Regions from separate parts of the Homo sapiens genome. Here region 1 is linked to region 2. A link is a loop called in an ENCODE intact Hi-C map of the cell type or tissue named here. Cell type or tissue: K562. All regions are shown on one strand. Each heading gives the region's core, and the rest is flanking DNA. Links, peaks and the distances in the headings are about the cores only. Region 1 holds the start of GREB1 (growth regulating estrogen receptor binding 1). Region 2 overlaps GREB1 (growth regulating estrogen receptor binding 1).

Region 1 (8,334 bases), core at 211-8,210, 50 kb after region 2:
TCAAAAAGGAAAGAAAATAAATCATGAGAGCCCACTCCAATTGTGCAAATACCTTTAACTTTGCTTTTTCTCTTCTTGCTAGGATCACTAACTTCCTGCAAAAGTGACTTGAATATGACCCAGAGGGTTCAAGGTCATTTATCTTTTGTAAAAAAAGGTTAAAGAGGTGGATTACTCCTCTTGGTGCCCCAGTCAGGGAGGAGAGTTCCCAGCTGTTCCTGGGCTCAGTCCCCAAAATTGCCAGGCGCTAAAGGGTAGAACTTGTGTGGTGGGCTTCTTCGTTCCCAGGCTGGGCAGTGCCTCCCTAGAAAGGGCAGTGGAGACCCCACCCATCCCTGCACCTTCATCGCCAGGCAGGGGTGGCACCCGCTGGAGGTTCTGCCCGAGCGAGCATCTGCAGCTCTGAAGCATCCCTAGTGCCAGGGCTTTACTCGTTGGGGAGGCACACTGTACGCGGTCTGTACGTGGAGTGCCCCGTGCCTTCTGCCACTCAGGGCACCGTGTGTGACGGTGGGAAACTGGAAACTAACAAAATACCCAGCAAAAAATGCATACTTAACACAGCCTGCAATAAATGCATAAAAGCTATGTGCATGAAGAGTTTGTCAATGATGCAGACACACTTAGGATACAACATTCAGCAAGATACATTTACTGTATAGAAAGATAGGTAGATCCTGCGGATAATTTTAAATTCTTATATATGAGATCATATATATTAAAATACATGTATGTATTTTATGTTAAAATAGTATATTTTATTTATAAATATATAAAATTTATATATTATTATATATTATATAAATATCATATATTTATCTAATATATGATATTTATGTAATATATAATATATAAAATATTTTTATATTTTTATATAATATATAAACTTATAACATGTTAAAATAGTATATACTATTTATTATATTTTTAGAGAAGGGAAGAGAGTTTAAGCAGTAGAGTTTTTAAGATGATGGGCTCTGGAGCCAGGTTTGGGTTTGAATCTTCACTTACTGGATATTAGACCTTGAGCAAGTTACTTAACCTTTATGTGCCTCAGTTTCCCCAACTGAAAAATGGGAGAAAAGTACTTGCTTCTTAGAGTTGTGTGGATTTAATAATTAGTATGTATAGGGTGCTTAGCATGGTACCTGGCACATATATAATATTATACATGCCAGGATAATAGTAACAATTCTTACCAATATGAAGCTTGCCACCTGTGAATAAATAAATTAAATGTGTAAAAGGGACTGAAAGAAAATGTCGGCCGGCGCGGTGGCTCACGACTGTTATCCCAGGACTTTGGGAAGCCAAGGCAGGCAAATCACCTGTGGTCAGGAGTTCAATCCCAGCCTAGCCAACATGGTGAAACCCCATGTCTACTAAAAAATGCAAAAATCAGCCAGGCGCGGTGGCGGGTGCCTGTAATCTCAGTTACTTGGGAGGATGAGGCAGGAGAATCTCTTGAACCCAGGAGGAGGAGGTTGCAATGAGCCACAATTCCAACACTGCACTCCAGCCTGGGCGACAAGAGTGAAACTCCATCTCAAAGAAAAATAAAAAAAAAGAAAATATCTATGGTACTTGCCTCTAAGAATTCAAGGTTTTTTAAAACATGCTTCTTTCAACTGTGCTGTAAATTGCTAACTTTTAAAATTGATGTAACTTACTATTATGAGGAGAAAATTAGCAAAGTTTGCCTTCATTAGGTGTGAATTGCAATGACTTTGAACCCACTATGCTTTCTAATTACTGTCAAAAATAGGCTTTTGATGTGAAAATAGCAATGAGGTACCTAAAGAGGAGAGAGCTCACCTCCAGTGTTAACTCCATCTGCTGTGCGGCTCTCTTCTCAGTTTAAATCTGCAATTCTTTGCTTAATGCCAGTATCTCTTCTTGCCATAAATCTCTTTGTTCTATTCTATACATAATGCTCTTCTACCCCTGGCCAAATCCTCTCCACATTAAACATGACAATCATAGCCACAGTTTGGCACTTTTTGGCATTTTTCTCTTTTTGGCCACAATGGCTAGGAGTGATAACTTTCAAAAAGCAGAAAAGTCTCTACCTATCCAACAAAATGCTCTAGAAACTATATAACCACCATTAATAAATAAATATGGCTTGGCTTTTACAAAATGTTTCCCTGAGAGGTTTCCAGATCACTAGAGAAGACAAAGCTTTACTGGGACAAATCATGCGGGGTTGGTGCTGCTGGCACTGCCTGGTTGCTGACTGCCTGGGGCACAAGCAGTGCCTCCGTATCCTGTCACACCTCCGACTCTGCACATGCTGTGTTCCCGCTGCCTCATCCCTCAAGACCCAGTTCAAGCATCTCTTCAATTGTGTGGTGGTTCTGACCTCCCGAAACTGAGCTGGGCATTCTCTTTGTGTCCCCACCACTCCTGTGTATGCTCCAGGCTTGCGGTGGTCTCCCAGGACCATGGTTAATCTGTGTGCTTCCCTCTCTCCCCTGCTGCCTGGGATCCCCAGGAGAGCAGAGAACATGCAGATGTACGCCCTTGGCCAATCACAGTGCCTAGGAAATAGAAGGTATCTGATAAGAGTTTATTTACAAGGTAGTGTTTGCATTTTACAGGGAAAAAAAAAAGAGTTCAGGGCAGCAAGAAGAAAGAAGATGAACAATTCCGACATCCATATCCAGGCAAAATGTAGACAGCCCAGAGATTTCAGAGATTTAGTGGGCACGGTCAGGAAGTGGGGAAGATAAAACAAATCATGTAAGTGGGGCTAATGCAACCTTTTTCTATACTCGTGAAAACCCAAGGACCCAAGCCTTCCCATCTAGTTAAAGACTTTCCTCAGCCTCTCCCCTTGAATCACCGAATCCTAGACTCTCAGACCTAGAAGTAACCAAAGAACTCAATCAATGTATTTCAATCAACACACACCTTATTTCTCTATTATTTATTTATTATTATTTTTTAAGTGTCATCCTGTGTGCCAGGCACTGGAAACTCGAAGAGTAAAGTCCTTTCCTTGTAAAAATGCTGTTTAATGGAAACAGACATTTAGATTATGGTATGAGAATTAACTTCTAATTCAACATGGTACCTGGCCCTTCCTGAGATGACCTTCAAAAGATACTGAATTAAAAATAAATAAATAAATAAATAAATAAGTGGGGTGAGGTATTTTAAGCCACAGTGATGAAAAGATGGAAGGGATGCCATTAGCTAACTAGAGGTTCAGGTTTCATAAACTTCCAGAAGCCAGACTAGAGAGGGAATGTGGAGCTGACACAGGAGAAGGGTGCATACCTGGGGGGACCAACTGGCCCTGAGGAAATGCAGAGACTCAGATACGCCAGACAAGTGTTGGGAGGAGTGCACAGCAGCGCTGGGACCAGGGGTCTTCTGTGAAATCCTGTCTACAGAGCAGGTAGCTCCTCTACCTCCCACCCCAGGGCCACATGCAGATCTCCCAGGAGCCAGGCGTTCACCCCAGGCAAAAAATACCGAAAGCTCTTCTGATACAAATTGAATCAACCAACAAGAACTAGAGCCGCTAACGCACAGTCTGGCATTCAGAGGCCTCCAGAATGCCAGCTGATTCTGTCCTGAGCACCCCAAAAGTGACACCTGCCAGACACCAGCGCCCCCTGTGGACACAACACTCCCAGTCAACCTTCTCTGCCTCACTCTTAAACACACATGAAAATCCAAGGGTCATGTAGCACTTAAGGAAGGAAACATGAAAACAACATCCAGGAGAAGAAACAGAAGAAAAGACACCAAAGCAATCAGAGAACAACCAGGTATATGTGAAGAAGAAGCACACATCCCCCTCTAATTACCATCCTCAGGAAGACTGAGGGCCACACTCTGTTTCCCAACCAACCCAATCACTGAGCCACTCAACAATCACACAAGAGGAGCTCTCACGGGTGAGCCTGTTGATCTGGCTTTACTGCTGAGGGGCCCCCAGGTAAACTGAAGAGCTGTGCAGAAAGGCTGGGGGTATGAAAGCCGCACGCTCCCCACTTCAGCACACAGGGTCAGCAAGAGTTGCAGTGATGTTCCCACATACAGTCAGTTCAGCTATAACGCTTGTTTTGAAACTGCAAATTTGTACGGACAGATTGACATATTACAGAACAATTTGAATACCTTGTGGGTTTTGTGTGTGCCTGGTGATTTCCTCTGCAAGAAACACAAAAGTAAGTTCAGAAAAATGGTGCCCAACTGACCCCAGCTGCTTGAGAATATACAAAAGGCGCACACACACCAGCCTCAAGCACCTACCACCTACCTCCAGTCACCACACGTGTTAAAAGCCATGTCCTTCCACACATGGTGTCAGAACTTTCCATAGGGCTCCAGGTCTCTGTCCTTCTTCCATTTGGCAGGTCCTCAAGAGCTGCAAGCCTTCCATTGAAAAAACTTTATTTCATTTACCTTTGCACTTTGAGGTAAAATCCCATCTCTACTGCAGTATTTATGTATCTCTTAACCATTTAGCATGTGTAAAACGGTGCTGCCCTTTTTATTAGGTTTTTATCTTTTTAAAAAATGTGTCATTGATGAAGTTTTTGAGAGCTGTTGCCCTAAGCCTGTATTCGTCATAAACCCTGCGGTTTTTATTGCCCAATCTTGCATGGTGCAATAATTTTTAGGAACACATATATCAAGTTATAGTAGAATTGATTATGTGTTTACATTTCTGCCTGCAAGCTACAATTTTCTCCTAGGGGAGAACATGGCGGGAGAGCATGGTGTGCAGATTCTAGTTTAGAAAATATGGTCCACACAACTGAATTTCACACCAGTCACCCCTAGTTCATTGTTTCTGGCTACCCCAAAACGTTCATCACCGGCTTGCCTTTCTCCCTGCACTAAGCTAGAATCTCAAAGAACCAATTGTTGGGTTTTGTTGGTAGCAATCTGTGTATCATCCATTTTTTCCTCCATCAAACACAAAATTAAATTCAAGCATAAATAATGAAATTGTTGTTCCCGGCTTCTGTTTACAGAGTCTCAGGGACGCTGTGGAGCTGGGTGTGCCTGGGTCCAGTCCCTGCCCCCTCACCCACCGGAGCTGTGTGACCTTGGACAGCCTCCCTCACTCCCTGAGCTCCAGTTTCCTCAGCCATAAACAGAGATAACAGTGCTGACTTCAAAGCTGACTTTGTGAGGATTAAATGAGATAATGTAGTAGAGTATTTAGTACTGTGGCTGGCACTTCAGTGTTTTCCCATTTATCTGTTTTTTTCAAGATGAGTGATCTCTTTGCTGATCATAAACATATTCCTCCATCTGTCTTGTGTTATTCGCCTGCATTGAAATCCCATCCCAATCCCCGTCTCTATTTGAAAGTGGAGCTTAAAAATTGCAAAAATGAATAATTGGGATGTGCAAAACCTCTTAACTTGTAGCACCAAGTTTTTTGTCTCATGTTGATCAGTCTCTCTCTTCTTGCATTTCTCTCCCATTAGTTTGGAGTTGCCATTCATTCCTTCATTTATTCATTCACTCAACAAACATTTATGGGTGCCTGGTATCTACTGGCTATGTGACTGACTTAACTTCCCAGAGCCTCAGTTTTCTTGGCAAAATGAAGATAATAATACCTCTATCATAAGGTTGTTGGAAGGCTTTCCATGACACCAGGACCGTAAAGCACCTTTTACACCGTCTGCCATATGGCAGGTGCTCAACAAAGGATATCTTTAAGCAGTATCATCACGATGACAATGGACAAGCCATATCCCTAACAGGGCTTAAACCTGGATAACAAGAACACTGTTTCCACTGCGCTAGTGGGGACAAGCACACACATCGCTGGGAAGATCTGCAAGCCTCCCTCCTCCCACAGACCCAAACATGCTGCTGCAAATGTCTCACTGGCTACAAAACAATGAGTCTGATTACGACCCACAGAAATGAAAAGGCAGCAAACTTGTTTAGGTATGATTCATCATTGTCTGCTGCGGCAATCAGAAGTATTTTGGTTGCTTCTAGGTCAGAATGACCCAGTTGCCACACTTTTTTTCACTGCTAAAGTTCGTAATGAACCTTTAAACAAAAACTAAAGGCGTAAGGAAAGATAACTACTTTGTGGCTTTTGCTCAAAGTGAGGACGTTATCAGCTCTGCCCTTCAGAAGCAAGCCCTGATCAAGGAAACCATTCACACTTGATTTTCTTTATTTTATTGGCCACAATTGAACATAGGTATAATTTTCATGAACCTCCCTCGCTCCAAGACCAGAGCTCCTAGGAAGTTGTCTTTCCCATCTGTTTCCCGGCCCCTACCAGAAATAAGTGCCATGAGAGTGTTGACTGATGAAGGGCTCCTATACGCGGGTTGATTTTCAAGCAGTTAAGAAGCAAGAATTAATGACTCGAATATATGATCTTTGCTAAACTCTTCAGGAATAAATGAACATTTCCCACTTTATTCTTGCTAATGTTGACTCCTTAGCAAAGATAATTTCAACATATTTAATATGGCATATTCAAATGACAGAAAGTACGAAACAATAGTAGAAAGCAGAGAAAAGTATATATAAAGAGAGAAAGCGGTATCATTCACATCTTTAACACCTAATCTAATTGTAATTTTCTTAAATGCATAGAAAAAAGACTGGGAGGAAATACACTAAAATGTTAACAGTGGGTATTTTAAAACAAGAATTAGGCGAGGTGCGGTGGTTCATGCGGTAATCCCAGCACTTTGGGAGGCCGAGACGGGTGGATCACTTCAGGTCAGGAGATCAAGACCAGCCCGGCCAACAGGGCGAAACCCTGTCCCTACTAAAAATACAAAAATTAGCTGGTCATGGTGGCAGGTGCCTATAATCCCAGCTACTTGGGAGGCTGATGCAGGAGAATCGCTTGAACCCGAGATGCCAAGGTTGCAGTGAGCCAAGATGGTGCCACTGTACTCCAGCCTGGATGACAGAGCAAGACTCTATCTCAAAATAATAATAATAATTAATTAATTAATTAAATGTTTAAAAATAAAATAAAAGCAAGAATTATACGCAATTTTTTTTTCTTGTTTCTAATCATCTGTATTTTCTAAATTTTTTACAAATGATCACATGCATTTTTTATAAACAGCTTTTTTGGGGTAAATTATAATCATGAAATTCCGTCAAGCTTGAATCTCTCTGTAGGCTGCACAACGTGGAACAGATGAAAGGAACCAAATGCTGGAGTCGCACCAACCTGGCTCTGCCTATCTCCAGCAGGCAAGTCACTTAACCTCTATACAATTAGTGGTCTGAACTAAACCAGCTCCTTGGCAGCCTAGGCTCTAGCTCAACATCTGCTTGTATGCGTCAAGCAACTACACTCCCACAGTAAACTGGGAACCTACTGGGAGCTAAATAGAAGCAAATATCCCCAGGCCTGGGTGACACTGACTGAGCTGACCTCCAGTACAGGGCCTGAGGCCACTCAGGAAGCAGCCAGGGCACCTGCCCACACCCTCCAAACAGGCCCACCTACCTAGGGAACTCTTTCTCCCTGGCACTAGGCTAGTTTTGGGGGGGTTAATGGAGTTATGGACTGGGATGGGCAGCCTTGTACAAAGGGCTTCTCTGGCCAGAGAGAGCCGGTGTCTGCTCCGCAAACACCAAACTTCCCCACCCTTCCTGGCCAGCCTCAGATCCTATTTCCCCCACACAGCCTTCCCACATTGGCCAACCCTCACTCTAACCCCTTTTTAAAAATTGTGTGTATTAAACTTAAGTAGATACAAAAGAATATTGGTATGTATGTTGCACAGACTCATGATATGATGAACACCATGCACCACATGCAGGTTCTGGTGAAGGTGCACTTCATCATCGTCTTTGAAGTCCCCTTCTTGTCCTCCATCCCTGCCCCCCATTAACTCACATCCTGAATTTTATGTTTATTTTTCCCTTGCTCTTCATGATTTTAACAACATGATGGATTTAATTGTAACTTAATTTTTTTTTTTTTTTTTTTTTGAGACCGAGTCTCGCTCTGTCCTCAGGCTGGAGAGCAGTGGTGCAATCTCAGCTCACTGCAACCTCCGCCTCCCGGTTCAAGCGATTCCCCTGCCTCAGCCTCCTGGTAACTTAACTTTTAACCTAAATTTTAACATAGATTTTACTTTTTTTTTTTTTCCTATTTGGCAAAGATCAACTTTAGTGTGCATAAGAATCACCTAGGGCCGGGCGCACTGGATCACACCTGTAATCCCAACACTTTGGGAGGCCAAAGTGGGTGGATCACTTGAGGCCAGGAGTTGGAGACCAGCCTGGGCAACCTGGTGAAACCCCATCTCTACAAAAAGTGCAAAAATTAGCTGGGTGTGGTGGCTTGCACCTGTAGTCCCA
Region 2 (8,334 bases), core at 273-8,272:
CTGCCACTGGGCCAGGAGGTGGAGGTGACTCACCCAGCTGGACCAGGTAGTAGACGGTAAGCAGGAGCTGCATCTCCTCGGAGATGGGCTGGATGGCAGAGGCGCCGTACTGCTCGTATGCCCGTGAGACAGACTGGGAATTCTGGTAGCACGTGTACAAGAGGGGGCTGACCACGACGTCATTCAGGTTCCCACAGAGGTAAGGGAAGTTCCCATGGCCTGCAGAGGAACAGCAGCGACTTGGCACCCAGTCTTGTGCACAGCTTACGGTCCCATACATGTGGGTTCTCTGGGGGTGAGGGCACTGAAGGAGATAGGTGAGCTGCGCCAGGTCCCTCGAGTGCCCTGTCCTGGGAAGCCTTGCTCATTGAGTGCACCTGCTCACCCTCCTGGAGCCTAGGATGAGAGGAGTCACCTTTTCTAACCAATGGGGCTGTGCCACTTGCTGGTTCATTTCGTCCAATCCTCTTATTTTTTACAAGTGAGGGGGCTGGAGGGAGGGACTTGCCCAGAGCCAAGCAGCCGCCACCTGTCACTCCTCCAGCACCACCAATGGGACACCTTGTGGGCAGAGCACCTTCCAGAGCTTCACTGGGTGCTGCCTGCCAGGTCTTGCCTCCCTGACTCCAAGCAGGGAGGATTCTGCCCTGCATTCTCCCAGGGCTGTCTGGCAAGGTGAGTTGGGACAATATATCACCACAGAGACCAGAAGACTGAGTCATTCTTTTTTTTTTTTTGAGACAGTGTCTTGCTCTGTCCCCGGGCTGGAGTGCAGTGGCGTGATCTCGGCTCACCACAACCTCTGCCTCCCAAGTTCAAGTGATTCTCCCACCTCAGCCTCCCGAGTAGCTGGGATGACAGGTGCGCATCACCACCACACCCGGCCAATTTTTGTATTTTTAGTAGAGACAAGGTTTCACCATGTTGCCCAGGCTGATCTTGAACTTCTGACCTAAAGTGATCTACCCGCCTCGGCCTCTCAAAGTTCTGGGATTACAGGCGTGAGCCACCGTGCCCAGCCCATCAGAAGATTCATTCTGAGGACAGCCCTCAGAGGTGGAATTGCCCAGGTCGGGTTCAAATATCTTTCCACCATTCTTTACCTACATGATGCTAAGCAAGAAGCTTAACTGCCCTAAACCTCAGTCTCCGCATTTGTAAAACCAGGTGAAGCGGTGAAGCTATCAAATCCTCTCGGGGCTGCTGAGCTCCCAAAGGTGGCGTGTGTGTGTGTGTGTGTGTGTGTGTGTGTGTGTGTGTGTGTGTGTGTTATCTTGTACTCCAGGTACTCCATTTAGTCACCAAAAATATATTTTCTGACTTCGGCTGTGTGTTATATGCAGATGTCCTGCTGGGCTCGGGGAGTAAAGCTGGTGCCTGGGGCACAGGTCACGTTCTCAAAGACACTGCTTCTCAAGGGCTTGCCAAACACTTGCTGGTGCCACCCAGGGCTTCTGATGCAGAAGTGGGGCCTGATTCTGATTCCAGGATGGGTCCATGAATTCACGCCTCTCATAAGCTCCGGGGCGATGCAGGTTCTGCCGGACCAAGGGCTACCATTTGGGTAGCACCATTTACAAATACTGCAGTGGGCAAGAGGCAAGGTAAAGAGTTGCTATAAAGGCAAGTATGTGACATTTGTCATAAAAGAGGGACAGAGAAGTGACAAGGGGGGCAGAGGAAAGGGAATCTAAGACAACTTCATGGAGAAGGCACAGAGCTGAGTCTTAAGGCCTCAGGAGGGCTTGGACATATGGCTGTGGGGAGCAGGAGTCCGGGAGACGAGGGCTTTACAGCGAGGGGTGCAGTGTAAACAGAGAGGCAGCGGAGGGAGCAGAGCACGCCTGAGAACCGAGAGGACAGTCTCTATTCTGAGATTGCTCGTGTGAGACGTAGACTTGCTGGGCTTTCTTTTCCGAGGTTCCTGGCTCAAAGCAGAAGCAGGTGACGCCCTGCCTGCACCTCCAAGCCCTGCACCCTGTCCTAGCTCTGTTTCCTGAGCACCGTGGTCTTCGGGCCTACCACAGACACGCCATGGCCACGTAAAAAAACACACACAACATGACTGAAAGAATGTTGGTCTTCATTTGAGGTAGACAGTGGGGCCCAGTGGAACTGCCTCGGTCATTGGTCCTGCGTCATGCTAAGGTCGAAACTCAGAGTTGCACTCTACTTCCTGAATACCCCGTCCAGTTTTTGTGTTTTAGGAAAAAGACATGCTCTTTCTTATTTCTTAATTAACAGTAGGGTGCTTCTCTCACTTTCCTACAATCCTCTCTACTCTATCTACAAGCATGATACCAAATGCAATAATAACGTATTTAAGAGGGGCCTGCGTGCACGGTGTGTGTGTGCCGTGCCCACGCGTGTATGTATGTGTGTGTTGCCATGTGCCAGCCATTCTGGTGCCTACATATCACCAGCCAAGCCCTGCTGAATCCCCCCAGGGTTTCCCATTGCAACATCCCCAGCTTCATCAAAGAGATTTCTTCAGCTGAGCCAAAAGTCTACCCCCACGTAGCGTACGTTAGCCCACTGCACAAAACAGATCAAATCTAATTTTGTTTGATGCTTCTACAGTGGTGACCACGGCTATCTTTGCCCAACCAAAGTAGATTTCATAGTCAAAAAATACTAGTGGCGTGGGTGATAACAGGAGACAACCCACCAGAGCGGAGCTCCTGCAGCCAGGGAGTGATTTGTTTTTTCCTAATCTTCGGCACTCAGCACCGGGTCTGGGACCACGGCAGAAGCTCAATGAAGCTGAGCAAACGAAGGAAAGAATGAGTGAACAGGCAAATAGACTTCATGGCAGGGAATCATTTCACCTGGACCCACTGTGGAAAGTTGTGACAAGCTCCATCATTCTTGGCATCTGATCAGGGGCTGAGCTAGTGACTGGCTCTGCCTTGTTCTTTCCTTGCCCTGGAAAGCATTTTAGGTTTGTCTCAGGAGGATACCCTTGGAGTCAGACCGGGATGAGGTCTCGCTTTTGCCTGTTTCTCATGCCTTCCTTTAGGTTCTCCCATCCCCACGACTCGGTGCACTGCTGTACTTGCCTTTAAATATCACTGGCTTGGCCTTGCATATTTTCAGCAAGTTGTCAGGAACAGACACTGGTTCTCCAGAGGCCACCACTGGAAAGGTGACTGAAGCTGGTCCCACCAAGCCAACCTGCGGCACGCAGGACATGCCTGCGCTCTCTAGGAACACCCAAGAATATTAGTGAAAACATCAGACAAGGCATCCACCTCTCACATACCTGACATCAGGCCAGCCAGCAAATCTGCTACCCTCTGACCAACGTCCCTGATTACAGGAGCACCAAACTCTTAGAGTCACAGATTCCTAAGGTCAACGGCACCTTTAAGTTCATTCCGCCCATCCTTCCCCCAGTAGTTCAGTCTCCTCTTCGATATCCCTGCCAAGTCATAAATAGCCCCTTTTAAAATTTCTCAAGGATCAGAGAACTCACTATCATACACGGATCCTAGACCTTGCAAAGCAATTTTAACATGTGAGAAAGAGGTCTTTTGTCACACCAAACTCTGCCTCCTTAGAACTCCCTCATCAGTACACACGCACATTCACACTCGTGCGCACGCACACACGCACACATACACACAACTGGCAGCAGCACTACCACCAGTACCCAAGTCTGGAATTCTGGGCAAGGCTGCCATCACTTACCATACTTAGCTCTGTTCCCACCACCTTGGGGGCAGCCACCATCTGGAGCTGATGGAGATTCTGGAGACCACCCTTTGTGGCGTTTTTTGGGGGGCCCGGAGTTTGACAAGATACCTAGACAATATTCAGAGTGTGGATTAGGCTATCACCAGGACAGGGCTCCAATAAAATTTACCCTTGGTTTGGAGAACAATGATCTGTTTTGTTTTGTTTTTTTTTTTCTAATCACAGATTCACGTGGGTTTTAAGGACCTAGTGAAATATCTATGCATAAGGAAATGTCAATTTTTGTAAATGTTTCATTCCGACCTGGACCGGTTCACCCCTCCTTAGGCAACCTGGTGGTCCTCCACTCCCGGGAGGTCACCATATTGATGCCAAACTTAGTGCGGACACCCGATCGGCATAGCGCACTACAGCCCAGAACTCCTGGACTCAAGCGATCCTCCAGCCTCAGCCTCCCAAGTAGCTGGGACTACAGGCACGCGCCACCGCGCCCGGCTGTAAATGTTTCATTCCAAAGTTGTGTGTGTGTCTAAACGATCTCTCTCTGAGCCCGAGCTCCTTCATCTTTAAAATAGGACACTAAATCCTACTCTGAAAGGTGGTTTGATCAGGACTAAAGAGAATGTATGTAGAGTGCTTTGTGCAACGAATTGTGGGGAGCTTGGACCCAATAAGGTAGCCAGAATTACCCACATCATCATCATCTTCACTACCATCATTATTGTTATCGACATATTCCAATACACTTCTGAAGGGCTGGAAGAGAGAAATATGTTTGTGCAGACAGGCGGCAGCAGTATTTGATCCACCACCACAGCTCCACCGCTTGGGGGCAGTACTGATCCACCTGTGCTCCCCTCCCTGCCCCAGCCTGGAAAGCTAATTTCAGACTCAAAAAAATCAAGTACAGAGCAGCGCATCCACTCCAATGAGTCATCCCCGCCCACTCTAGACAACAGCATGCTCATGACTCAAACTATCTTCGTGAATGGTTCAAAATATCAAGAATTGGTTTCCATAGTTTCTTGACTAACCAGACACAAAATTTCCCCTACATGCAGAGATTCATGTCTCAACTTCAACTGTACATTAAACTCAACCGGGAAACTTTTAAAACTCTGTCTGGATGCAATCTCATCCCAAGTAAACCAGAAGCCCAGCATGGGAGCAGGACCCAGGCATCCCAATATCTCAACGCTTCTTCTTGATTCTAACGCACAGCCCGGGTGGAGAAATACCAATCAGAGCAACGGTTCTCCAGGTGTGACCCGAGGCACTGCACAGAACCCCCATGGGCCTATTAAACCTGTGTGTCCCTGGGCCCTGCCTTGACCTCCAGAATCACATCTCTGGAAACGACAGTAAAAAAACACCATCCTTTGTAAGCCAGCCTGGTGATTTTTTTTTTCGAGACAGAGTCTCGCTCTTGTTGCCCAGGCTGGAGTGCAGTGGCGCGGCCTCAGCTCACTGCAACCTCTGCCTCCTGAGTTCAAGCGATTCTCCTGCCTCAGTCTCCCGAGTAGCTGGGATTACAAGCGCGCACCACCACACCCGGCCAATTTTTGTATTTTTAGTAGAGACAGGGTTTCACCGTGTTGGTCAGGCTGGTCTCAAACTCCTGACCTCAGGTGATCCGCCTGCTCAGCCTCCCAAAGTGCCGAGATTATAGGTGTGAGCCAATGCACCCGACCAGCCTGGTAATTTTTAAGCACGCTGCAGGGTGAGAATCATTGCTTTAGAGTCTCTCAAGAGTAAACAAAAAAAAAATTATCACTTCATTTGACTGACTGAAAGTAAACAAAAAGTTAAAAGCATAAAGTACTTTGTTTACAAAGAGCTTTCAAAGCCGTGGGCTCCTTTGGCCCTCCCAACAACCACTGACGCAGCTGCTGCTTTCCTCCTTCCTGTTTGCAGGGATGAGGCCTTAGACTCTGCAAACATCTGTCCCCAATTGCGATGGGAGACCCCCCACAGAGGCTAAGCAGCCAGCTCCTCTAAAAGCTCTACTGAACGACCAAAGGGGACAGGGCTTGGAATTGGATCTCAGTAAGGATTGAAGAGACGCAGATGTTTTCTCACTTTGGGAAGATAACCCTATAAATAGTTCTAAATAGACCCTAAGCCCGTGAGCTCTTCCCAAATGATGTCACCAGGAACTGCTCCCATGGTACCAATGTGGATCAACTATTTCTCAAAATGTCTCTTGGGGAGGTACTATTTGGCATTTTTTGGAGATGACTCATTATGTAGCCTGTTTGGTGCGGGACATTGTGCATCCTGCCCGCTCTGTCCCAGCACCAAATGCCAGTAAGACCCTGGGCCTGGGACAACAAATCCATCCTTTACCAGAACATTTCCTACCCCCGCCCCCAGGGGGCAGCACTTCTCCATTGCGAACCAGTGAGTGACAGGACTCTAGGCTTCAGTAAACTCCATGTGGTATTAGACGCAGTTTCTTAAAAATTGATTTTGAGCTCTCTCCCCAGAGCAGAGGAGAAGGCCCAGGAACTCCGACACTTCAGCTGTGCTCAACGCAACTCAACCCAGCCAGCGTCATGCCCTCTGGCGGAGCTCCCCAGCAGCTGGTACCAGCGGCTCCAAGATGCACATGACCAAGGCGCTGCCCTCGGGAACTGCACAGCGCCGAGGCCCCGATGGCCACATGTGGCTGCGGGACTGAGCCTGGGACGGCTGGGAGCCCCGTGAGCTCACAGGGGGCCCTCCTGCACAGAGCAGGTGCCCCCTGAACTAACCTCAGAAAGGCGATTTAATAGGCGGGTGGAGAGAGCAGCCCAGAGCCGGGACGCAGGCACAGAGCATGGAGACAGGAGGATGGGGCCATGGGGGTGGGGGAGCTCAACTGCCCAGGGTAGCCAAAATAGCAGGGAATGAGGTTCGGCAGGTGGGCTGGAGCCAGATTCTGGAACGGCTCGTGTTCCCCTAGGCAATTTGGAGGAGCTCCATCTCCCACACCCCTCCACGGAGCATGGCAAGGAAAATACAGTCAGTCCCACACAGAAGGCTTCCCAAGGCCACCTTCCCAGGTTCCCGGGCTGAAGGAGGCCCTCATCTCCCTGCTGTTCAGGGTGGAGGCTGGGGGTCCACAGACAGCCCAGAAGGGAGGCCGCAGCAGCGTGGCATCCCCAGCATCCTCATCCCCAGAGGTCCAGCTCTGCAGCCACAGGGTTGCCCCCAAATGCAGCACCGGCAGAGAAGCAGCAGTCCCTGGATGAAAGCAGAGGCTGCCTGGGGCTAGGCTGCTGCGGAGGACGGGACTCAGCTACTGCCTGGGTCTTGGCTGCTGTGGGTTTCGGACTCCAGGATGGAGGTGCTGGTTGGGAGGCCTCGGATTCTGTTCAGAAACTACCTTTGCCCCTTCAGTGAAGAGTTAGACAATTCACAAGATTTTCACCAGGGAGATCCTCCACCAGCACAGTGGAGTGGGAGCATGGAGACCTGCCTTGCCTCTCTGGACCTCTGTCTCCTCCTCTGTAAAACAGCGCTGGCCTAGATGGTTTCTAAGGGCTCCTCCAGTTTGATGTCTTAGATCTTCAAATCCAATTTAGCTGAGTGCATGATGGAGGAAAGAAAGACGAGAATGGCTTATGATGTGGCTCCAGATGAGCATGGTGGGGAGAGCACTGGACTGGGAGTCCACGAGCAGGTCCCCAGGTTGCTCCGCCCGTTCACAGCTCCCTCAAACCCTCCTCTGGCAGGAGGTCTGCTCAGCCCCTTCACTCACCCCTCTCATCCATATCCTCACCTCCTCATTCCCTCTTTGCTCCCTTTGTCCCTTTCCATCTCTACATGATGCTTCCCCAGCTTCTAAGTTGCAGCTCAGTTATCACCTCCTCCAGGAAGCCTTCCCTGAGCAGACGAGCCTCAGCAATGAGGCTGATTTGGATGAGAACAGCCGGTACCGATTAGTGAGCTGCCAGATGTGCTCTGACCTTTCATACAGCACCTCATCCCTCTTAACAACCCTTGGAGCAGAATTCTCATCTCCAGATGAAGAAACATTTATTGAGACTTGGCCAAGGTCCCCTGACTAACAAGAGACAGCGGTAGGTTTTGAATTCATATTTTTCTGATTCAGAAGCCCATGTTCTTCCCCAACAACACACTGCCCACTATTGCTCCAAAATTCTACCATCCTCCAGCTGTGCAGCCCATAGGACAGGTCACTCGCCATTACCACAGGTGTCTCACTGCTCCTTGGCACATACGGTAACTCCCAAGTGTCACTCATAGAGCACCAGGGCCTGGGCCCAGACCCACGGACTCAGGAGGCACCTGTGGTCCTGGCCTGACTCTCATGGAAGCCACATCAGACTCCAGGAGGCTCAGCGGCCCCAGCCCAGCAGCTCCCATGCCCCCTCTGGCCTTGGCCCAAAGAAGAGCAGGATCCCCAGGACGGCCAGGACAGGCAGAGCTACCTAAAGCCGATGGTCGCGGCAGGGCCAACAGGTTATTCTTTGCCAGTTGTTGGCACTTCGGGGAATCTTTGCCGTTGAAAACAGCCGGACCCATTGCTGCGTTTAGTGAGGGGTGATCAGAAGCTGGTCCTGAAAACAGATAGAAGGCAAAGAGGAGGGTCAGTTCACAAGAATGCCCTGGGAGCCAGGCAAGGAGGAAATC

What was found. Hi-C counts contacts between places; a loop is a spot of excess contacts. Peaks named below come from ENCODE experiments on the same cell type or tissue, not always from the same donor. Only the 100,000 strongest peaks of a DNase experiment are listed, where the experiment ranks them.
Region 1: it touches region 2 in a loop (5-fold over the local background); 7 of 110 quality-filtered maps call a loop at or near these places.

The regions. Positions count from the first base shown.
Region 1 is chr2:11,530,194-11,538,527 of GRCh38, reverse strand. GREB1 (growth regulating estrogen receptor binding 1) reads right to left here and starts at 4,483. Exons shown (of 33, transcript NM_014668.4): 1 at 4,274-4,483. RefSeq lists an enhancer at 1-389. In K562, for the core only: a CTCF peak has its summit at 3,627; no DNase peak of the experiment used is centred there; H3K27me3 peaks cover 4,778 bases.
Region 2 is chr2:11,580,631-11,588,964 of GRCh38, reverse strand. It overlaps GREB1 (growth regulating estrogen receptor binding 1), which reads right to left. Exons shown (of 33, transcript NM_014668.4): 7 at 8,133-8,261; 8 at 3,691-3,804; 9 at 3,060-3,203; 10 at 34-219. It also overlaps the pseudogene RN7SL674P. Among named protein-coding and RNA genes, the nearest start is that of MIR4429, 44 kb to the right of the region's middle. RefSeq lists a silencer at 4,460-4,549 and an enhancer at 5,928-6,222. In K562, for the core only: CTCF peaks have their summits at 4,528 (motif pointing right) and 6,069 (motif pointing right); DNase peaks (open chromatin) are centred at 4,554 and 6,074; H3K27me3 peaks cover 6,604 bases.